Regions from separate parts of the Homo sapiens genome. Here all the other regions are linked to region 2. A link is a contact called in ENCODE Hi-C or POLR2A ChIA-PET data. All regions are on one chromosome and are shown on one strand. The core of a region is the stretch at or near the end of the contact, and the rest is flanking DNA. Distances in the headings are between cores, read along the strand shown. Region 1 holds the start of BRCC3 (BRCA1/BRCA2-containing complex subunit 3). Region 2 holds the start of SPRY3 (sprouty RTK signaling antagonist 3). Region 3 holds the start of FUNDC2 (FUN14 domain containing 2).

The links. Hi-C counts contacts between places; a loop is a spot of excess contacts on that map. ChIA-PET counts read pairs that join two places held with the same protein, here RNA polymerase II (POLR2A). Pooled maps may share reads with other maps.
Region 1: a map with no recorded cell type shows a loop between it and region 2 (12-fold over the local background). The contact joins the promoter of BRCC3 here to the promoter of SPRY3 in region 2. A Hi-C loop is called at or near these places in 3 of 37 single-sample maps with no recorded cell type and 8 of 50 pooled maps. POLR2A ChIA-PET finds 5 or more read pairs at or near these places in 1 of 52 experiments (MCF 10A).
Region 3: a loop to region 2 is called in a map of naive thymus-derived CD4-positive, alpha-beta T cell, with 34 times the contacts of the local background. The contact joins the promoter of FUNDC2 here to the promoter of SPRY3 in region 2. A Hi-C loop is called at or near these places in 1 of 168 maps with a recorded cell type or tissue (naive thymus-derived CD4-positive, alpha-beta T cell), 2 of 37 single-sample maps with no recorded cell type and 9 of 50 pooled maps.

What each region holds. Positions count from the first base shown.
Region 1 is chrX:155,070,197-155,073,152 of GRCh38, forward strand. It overlaps BRCC3 (BRCA1/BRCA2-containing complex subunit 3), which reads left to right and starts at 1,312. Exons shown (of 11, transcript NM_001018055.3): 1 at 1,312-1,454; 2 at 2,131-2,147. The coding sequence starts at 1,332. It overlaps CMC4 (C-X9-C motif containing 4), which reads right to left and starts at 940. Exons shown (of 3, transcript NM_001018024.3): 1 at 498-940. It overlaps MTCP1 (mature T cell proliferation 1), which reads right to left and starts at 940. Exons shown (of 5, transcript NM_001018025.4): 1 at 498-940. RefSeq lists enhancers at 568-867, 852-1,573, 1,338-1,557, 1,568-1,617, 1,574-2,295 and a silencer at 908-1,227.
Region 2 is chrX:155,611,066-155,613,947 of GRCh38, forward strand. SPRY3 (sprouty RTK signaling antagonist 3) reads left to right here and starts at 1,521. Exons shown (of 3, transcript NM_001304990.2): 1 at 1,521-1,582. It overlaps TMLHE (trimethyllysine hydroxylase, epsilon), which reads right to left and starts at 1,887. Exons shown (of 8, transcript NM_018196.4): 1 at 1,727-1,887.
Region 3 is chrX:155,025,567-155,028,266 of GRCh38, forward strand. It overlaps FUNDC2 (FUN14 domain containing 2), which reads left to right and starts at 1,278. Exons shown (of 5, transcript NM_023934.4): 1 at 1,278-1,505. The coding sequence starts at 1,373. RefSeq lists silencers at 1,099-1,188, 1,459-1,778 and an enhancer at 1,956-2,700.

The sequences.
Region 1 (2,956 bases), core at 62-2,561, 540 kb before region 2:
CAAAGCATCAACACTTCAAGTAGCACCTTGGGAATGTTCCCTTTCCAGTACTGCCATACCTGCCTGGCTTCAAAACTACACAAAGTAGAAAACCAAATCAAAGACACGAACACGGACGGGCTGTGGAGGCGGCACGGCATATATTGTGCTTTGATTTAGAATCGCTTTCAAAATCCACGTGTGATTCCTAGACTTGTGAGTTGGAAGATCTGTACTTTTATCCTTGGCACGTTTGACATACCTCGAAATAAAAATTACTTTTACATATATTTTTACTGTCTGATATCATCGAGACAAGGAGACCCGAGGAAACTTGCATTCTGGATACCTAATGTGATACATCCGAACTTGAATAAAAACTGAAGTTCTCCATTTCCCCTTCCCTGTATCCAACAAATAGCTACCTAAAAGCCTTTGTAGAAAGTAGCAGCAGCCAAGCTTAAGAGTGATACTTTTTCAGATACAGTATAACACTGTTTCTGCAAAAGGTTACTCACATGAATATAATGTTTCTTGGGCTAATTAATCCGCCTTGAGAACAGCTAGGCTAAAACTTCCAGGTCTCCCACCCTGGGCCACTCAAGCCAGGATCGCGACGTGAGCCCGGGGTGAGCCGAGGGGCATCCCGGGCCGAGGTCACTCGAACCGAAGTTATGAGGCGCGGGCCGGCAACCGGAAGTGGTCCAGGGAGAGTTGTACGAGATTCGGGGGCTGTGACTTGGAAATAAAACAAAATAAAATAAAACCTTAACTGTTTTGGGACTGACTTTCAAAAGAGCGTCCCCCTGGCTCAAGAGGCCGGCGTTCGCGGAGATGTCGTCTTAAAGGGCTGTCCCCCAAGCGTGTAGGCCGCGCACGGGTCTCCTTAGCGGGCGGGCAAAATGGGCGCCGGTACTCGGGAGGCGCCTGCCCAGGCGCCCGGGCGCCGCTCACAGAGTACGTCCGCCTGCGGCCCCAGAGCGCCGCCTCCCTGCCGCCCCCGCCGCCCGGCCTGACGCCCGGACCGCGGCCGGCCACCGCCCTCCGCCCCGACGGCCACGCCTGCCCCAAACCGCGCGGGCGTTTCCCAGGTGCTGCTGGGCGGGCCCCGCCCCCGTGCCCCAAGGCCCGCCCCCGCGCGCCAGCCGCGCGCCCGCTGCCCCCTCCTCGCCCCCACAGCCCCGCCCCCACAGCCCCGCCCGCTCCCTAAGCCCCGCCCCCTAGGAACCCGCGCGCCGAAGGCCAGGCCTGGGCGGAGCGCACAGCGCTGGGCGCTGGGGAGGCTGCGCCGCAGCACCCGGTTGGTCAGGACCAAGTGGGCCCGAGGCGGACGTGAGAAGGGTCGGGCCAAGATGGCGGTGCAGGTGGTGCAGGCGGTGCAGGCGGTTCATCTCGAGTCTGACGCTTTCCTCGTTTGTCTCAACCACGCTCTGAGCACAGAGAAGGAGGAAGTAATGGGGCTGTGCATAGGGGAGGTGAGTAGGTCTGTTAGCCTGGATGGAACCCTGCTGAGCAGTCCCAGTGTGTCCCCGGGGTGGGTGCCGGCAGCTCCCAGGGCTGCGGAGGCCACAGGCATCCTCGATTTAGGTCCTTGGACACCCTTTACATAGCTCTGTCGCGGGGAGCCCCGTTTCTTCTGGCCGCCTGACACTTGTTTAGTCTCCTGCGAGCCCCCGGCGGTCTGTACAGGCCCCGGGAGCCTTGCCCTTTCTCCTGTAGCCTGGGGCTTCTCTTTAGATCTGCGCTTTTCGCCCGGTTGACCAAAACTGCAAGGCAGGTCAGAAAGACACTGGAGTATAATGAGGATGTCCGGGTATTACGACGCAGCAGCTGACCACAGTTAGAGCCCCTTGCCTCGCCTCGAGTCTTCTGTCTAGGGAGCAGAGATATCAACCAAAGCATTTGAAGGGTATCGAAGAGCCTAACAGAAGGTGCGGGGCTTGAAGGAAGCAAAAGTTTCCGCTGCATTGTGTTGAGGAGGGGCCGAAGAGGATGAGGAAATACAGTTTAGCTGTTTACAGTCTAAAGTAATTCTCCAGTCTTTCATACCATGTGCGTGAACACATGACCTAATTGTCATATAATCTGCATCCATATATGTCAAACAAACGTAATGTGATCAATAATGTTTTTTGCTTTTTCCCACTCTAGTTGAACGATGATACAAGGTAAGACTGTATTTGTTTACTCATATCTTATAATCTCTAAGTCATTGTTAACCTAAAATTATGGCGACTTTGGCAGTATTGTGTCCGGATCGTGTCTTAAATTAATTACCATTATCACTCCGGGGCTCCCTTAATGATACAACCTTGAACTTTGGTTTCTGCCTTACCTCCTATTCAGTTGAGATATGGGATAAACATCTTAATAAGCATTATCATAATTGTTGCGTTTTAGGGGTGAGACAGAGCCTCACTCTGTCGCCCAGGCTGGAGTGCAGTGGCGCGATCTCTGCTCACTGCAACCTCCGCCTCCCAGGTTCAAGCGATTCTCATACTTCAGACTCCCGAATAGCTGAGATTACAGGTGCCCGCCACCACACCCGGCTGTCTTTTTTTTTTGTACAGACGGGGTTTCACCATGTTGGCCAGGCTGGTCTCGAACTCCTGGCTCAAGCAGTCTGCCCACCTCGACCTCCCCAAGTGCTGGAATTTCAGGCGTGAGCCACCACACCTGGCCTTGCTCAGTGTATTTCATGTTCTGTCTCCCCTTAAATGCCAGTGAGATATCAGTAATTTTCTTAGTGACAGAGAGCATATACGTTTAGAGGCATTTCCCCATTGATCCATTCCTTCACGTAAATTGACAGTGACATTGCCTTTCCTCCTGATGGACCTCAGTGATCTCAGAGATCCCCAGTAGCTTCAATACTTGACGTGGTGAAACCTTTCGGTAACATTTTAATTTAAACTTCAAATCATACCATAGTATACTTCTCAAGCCCACCTCCTTAGTTCCCAGGATTCCAGGAATT
Region 2 (2,882 bases), core at 271-2,770:
AGCATAATTTTTTTCTCACCTTTCAAACCATTTGGGAAATCATGAGGTATTTTCCTCATCCAGAAGAACACTCACCTACATATCAGCCACTCCTTCCCTAGAACCTACAGGTATGGAGCAGGCTGGGTTTTTTCAAGAGCCTCTTATCCTGTAAATCTTTACACAGGGCAATGGCAGGTGCATGTACAGCCCATATGAGCCCAGGGGATGCTTGGTATTATAGAAAGGGGATCACAGTGGTGCCCAACTGATGGATCCGTGTTCAGTTTGCAGGAAGAGACTCTTCCCACCAAAGAGGTTTGTTAATCCTGGGGTCCCCCTCCCAGCCCCTGGAGGCATCAGATACAGCTGTCAGAAACATTGTAAACACCCAGTGATCCACTTGGCTGGTTTTACTGTTGTTCCCAGGGTTGACAAGCAGAAATACAGAACAAATGGTGGTTCCTGAAACAGAGGCCAAAACAAGGAAGTGATCTGTTCCAGTCCAAGCTTCCAAGAAATAAAGAACTAGGTGGGGCACACTAAACAAGCCCCCAGACTCAACCACCCCAGTAAACATTCCCTTCATCACACTGGTTATGAGATAAAGTATAAGTTTTTTAAGCCTTATTATAAATAACCTTACTTAACGTCTTCTGGTTGTTGTGAAAATTATAGTATTTTGCAAAATATATGTTCACCATTATCATTACCACCAGTTCCTTAATGAGGAGAAACCAGAAGTTGACACCAAAATGTTGATCCATAATGTTTATAGTCCTTCTTTGTCTTTATAGTTAATGTAAAATAAACTGTATGTAATTTTTACTACAGTGTGTCCTGAAAGGGCAAACCAAGCTACAAGCAACTCTAAAAGACTACTACTGTATGGGAGTGGATTATGAAAGTGTTTCTTAAATATGAGAGCTCAAGTTTTTCTTTCAGCGACTGAGTTAAAGCACGCAACTCATTTATCATGAGACTTTTGCTAGGCAGTGTACTATGTCCACTCAACACACATCATTTTAGGCAATCATCTGGTTAAAACGTTTAATAGTATGGCATTCACAAACCCATTCTTCAGAGTTGACATTCAATTAATGGTTTGAATGTCGTTTCCAGGGCAGTCAGGAGTATTTAAAGGCTTTTCCATTGTTTTCGGAAGAGAAAGAAAACTTCCTAGCCTAACTTACTTACCCAGAGCCTTGCTCCAGAGGGGGCAGACAAAGGGTAAAATCTGGGCAGAGAACATTAGTGGATATGAGAACGAAAGAAAGTGCTGCAAGATCTTGCAGACAGCTGAGTTCCACCTTCCACTCTACTGCCGAACAAAGTGAGGCAGGAAGAGGGTAGGGACTCGCTGAAAGCTAAACACCAAGTCAGTGACAGATCCAGGGCTGTAAAGTCCGACCGAGATTGAAACAATGTACACTGGGCGTCAGTCCCAACGCGAGCTTGCTCCAGCTCTTCCAGCTCTTCCTGAGCGCTAGGCCCATCCGGCCTCACGCTGATCTCCGGGCAGACTCTGTCGCGCAACTGGCACAGATCGTGACGACAACCCTGCGGCAAGGCAGGAGTGGCCTTCCTCTCCGCCAGGGTTAAGGTGAGTACCACCGCCCTTGGGCCCAGCAGCCCGGGTGAGAGCCTCCGCCGCCCACTGCGACAGGCCTGAAAGCGAGCGCCTGGGTAAACCCACCCGTAGCACCCATGGGGACACCCCTTCCCTGACCCACGGGACGGAACCCACCTGTGCTGGAGGTCGTGACTGCTAACTCCGCAGAGTGGGCAGAATTCCAAGCAAGGAGAGTCTCGGGAGGCAGCCTTTCACCCGCCTTTTGCCTTTTCACCCCCAAAACTGTCGGCCCCACGCTCCCCTCCCCCAGCCCGCTCGGGCCCAGCGGAGAGCCTGTAGGCCCCGCCCCACTCCTTCCGGCCGTGCAGGGTGGGTGCCTCTGGCGCCCGGGACTTCGCCCGGTGCTAGGGCGTCAGTCTCCCATTCGGAAGGACTGGGCCGGGGCACTCTATTCAATCGCCTTTAGTGAACATACTTGAAGCTATAGGTGCAGGGATGAGAAAAAACAGGCCCATAAAGCTATAAAACCTGGGTCCCCTGCCTGCCATTTCAGTGCTCCTCCCGAGTCCTCCCACTACGCTTCTATTTATGGTAGTTTATCCAGGTTTACTAGAAGTAAAATTCTACTACCTTTCCACCATTTTCTTGAGTTTATGGAAGTCATATACCGCTCATTACTCCCATCGATTCAGCTGAGCATCTTGAACCCAGGGTCCAGATACAGTGCTACATACAGTGAGCACTAGAAGGGAATACCCATTAGGAATGAACACCTTATGCAGGTAAAAATTTAAGAACGATACATATTACAAAGAAGGACCAAAAAGTATACTGAAATAGTATATGCAATGGAAATCCAAGGCAGATTTAAAAAATGAGAGTAAGAACAACAAAAAAAATCAAATGCATATATACTGAAAATGGGAAATTGTGCAGTATTATATTTATTCGAGATTAAAAGTGTTAATCTAATGTCAAAAAAGCAATAAAGGAATTGGTTTGTAGAAGTCAGGATCAACAAAAGAAGAAAAAGCCTCCACATCTTTGCCCTGGAATTCCTTCTGCCATGAATGCTCTTACCCGGCACTTGTTTATTTGGAAAACGGCTACTCGTTATTTTTGACTCAATTTAGATAGCACCTCCTCTGTGAAGCCTTCCCTGTCTTTCCCAGATAAGTTTGTATATTTTTTTTCCCTAGGTCCAGTATGCCCAATGGATCTCGTACAGGCCTCAAGAGTACCACTTACTCTAGATTATAATTTCTCTTTCTGCATGTCTTTGTCCTCTAATGAATAAGTAGCTTCTTGAGAGCAGAAAACTTGTGTTTTT
Region 3 (2,700 bases), core at 28-2,527, 590 kb before region 2:
TTGCAGTGAGCCGAGATCGCGCCACTGCACTCCAGCCTGGGCAACAAGAGCGAGACTCTGTCTCAAAAATAAAATAAATAAATAAATAAATAAATAATCAAAATAGACCCCATTACCAAATTTTCATGTTTTCAAGGATTCTCTAAAACCTACAATATTATCAATTACATATTCACAAATAATTACTGAATACAATATGGTATGTGGTAAAGTACAAAGGAGTACTGTGGCCATTTGTGATAAATAGAAATCAAATTGGAAATCTTCATAGATAACGTATTTTTTCTTTTTTTTTTGGAGACGCAGTCTCACTCTGTCGCCCAGGCTGGAGTGCAGTGTCGCGATCTCGGCTCACTGCAAGCTCCGCCTCCCGGGTTCACGCCATTCTCCTGCCTCAGCCTCCCGAGTAGCTGGGACTACAGGCGGCCGCCACCATGCCCGGCTAATTTTTTGTATTTTTAGTAGAGACGGGGTTTCACCATGTTAGCCAGGATGGCCTCGATCTCCTGACCGCGTGATCCGCCCGCCTCGGCCTCCGAAACTGCTGAAATTACAGGCGTGAGCCACCGCGCCCGGCCAGATAAGGTATATTTTTATTCCTTTTATTTTTACTCAACTCCTATGGTGCCACAAAATCCTATATTAAGCAGTATAATTGAAAAGAAAAAGAAAACAATAGCACAATGATTATAAAGAAAATAGCCTGAGTTAACTTCATTTGTGTCACTCCTAAAGCAGTGGATCAGATGTCAATGTTTATTATCATTCACTAATTACATTTATGAATAATTTTTAAAAGTAAAGGAAAAGACTGGCTGTTTTAACTAACATAATAGAAACTGTTGCTGGATTTTCTGTTGAAGGTATATTTTGAAGTGAGTTTTATTAAGTATAACTCGCATGTAAAATTCAAAAGAAAAATTAAATACATAAATAAAATGTGTCTTCCTCCACTAAAAGAGTAGGACACATCGCAGAAGCCGATAAATATTTGTTCAATGTTTACATGAACAAACACGGTCACTCAGCCGTCTTTATTTTCAGTGAGTCATAGGTAAAATATTCTTCACCAGGCGAGGATTGAGTCGCAGTCGCGTCAGGAACTCGCCTCCAGGTACTGAGCGAGCGAGCCCCGACGGCCGCGGTGGGTGGAGGGGGGAAAGTGGGGGAGAGTGGGGCGGGAGTAGAGGGAGAGCGAGGGAGGGAGCCTCACCCCCGGGACGCTTTCTGCGCACGCGCATCTCGGTGCATCTGTTGGGCGGGACCGCGGGGCCTGTGACACCGCACGCTGAGCTCTGTGATGTAGCCGCTTGCGGAGACTGCAAGCAGCCGCGGCGCGCCCGGCCCTCCCTCTTCCGCTGCCGCCGTGGGAATGGAAACATCTGCCCCACGTGCCGGAAGCCAAGTGGTGGCGACAACTGCGCGCCACTCCGCGGCCTACCGCGCAGATCCTCTACGTGTGTCCTCGCGAGACAAGCTCACCGAAATGGCCGCGTCCAGTCAAGGTAAGGGCGGGCGCGCGCGCGGCCGGCGCCGCGGGGAGCCGCCTTCCTGGGCTCCGGAAGGGGAAGGGCTCCGCGCCCGCCAGTCGCGACCGAGCTCCCCGGGGAGTCCAAGCGGCGCGGGGACGGGGAGGGCGCTCGGGGATCGCCCCTGGCTCAGCCGCTCCCAGGGTCCGGCCAAGGTCACGCGCGTGTCTGGGGCCTAACCACCCTGGGGTGTCGTCTCCAGTGGAGCTCACCCAGCCTTCCGGCGCCGCCCCCGGCGCAGAAGCCCGAAGACATTCTGTCCCCGTTCTCGGAAGCGGTCTGGCTTCTTTGTCCCTTTGGACGTTCATCTCAAATGCCTCGTGGCGTCATTCTGTGTACAAGGCACCTCCCCAACTGCTTTATTGTTGGTTTTGAAAAACTAGCACATATGGGATGGTACTTAGGAATAGCCTTCTGTTTAGTCGGCATAGTCAAAGATTCCGTGTAATTCGCAGTGGAGCACGTCTTTAAGTTATGCGTCTTACCCTATTTTGAATGTTTAGGTTGTATTTAATTTAGTACTGACTCACGGGATCCCATTGCTAAACAGAGCCATCATTGAAAACTCAATCATATAAACGTAAAATTACGTAAATTATGTTAAAAACAAAGGCAGTGAAAATACTAAAAACTCATCACTTTTATTATTTACCATGTTTTATTGTTACTTTACTTTTGAGGTTATTTATACATCTATTGTATCTTTGTGGAGGAGATACTATACTATGGTGCTCTACTGTGCGTCTCTTCCCATCTCTGGGTTCAGTAGTTTCACAATTCAGTAATGTCATGCTCACGATGAATGAATACGCAATGGAAATTGGCTACACTACAAATCAGCCCTTGCCTAAAGCCGACTGTTAAGCATTTCACCAGCACGCCGCTAAATTTTAGATGACTCTGGGAAGGTGGAATGTGCAATGTGATAATTATGTATTTTCCTGCAGAGCAGACTGCTCTTATAGACTTTTATAAGAGCAGACTGCTCTTATAGACTTTTATAAGAGCAGACTGCTCTTATAGGTTGATCAGGTATTTGCACCTAGGAAATTGTTGTGAGAAATTTTGAGGTTAAGATGAGTTTCAATTGTTATCACAGTGATGATCACATAATAACTGTGATCATTGATTTTGTGGGCTCATAAACGAAGCTATTGGCTGACTTTTGTCT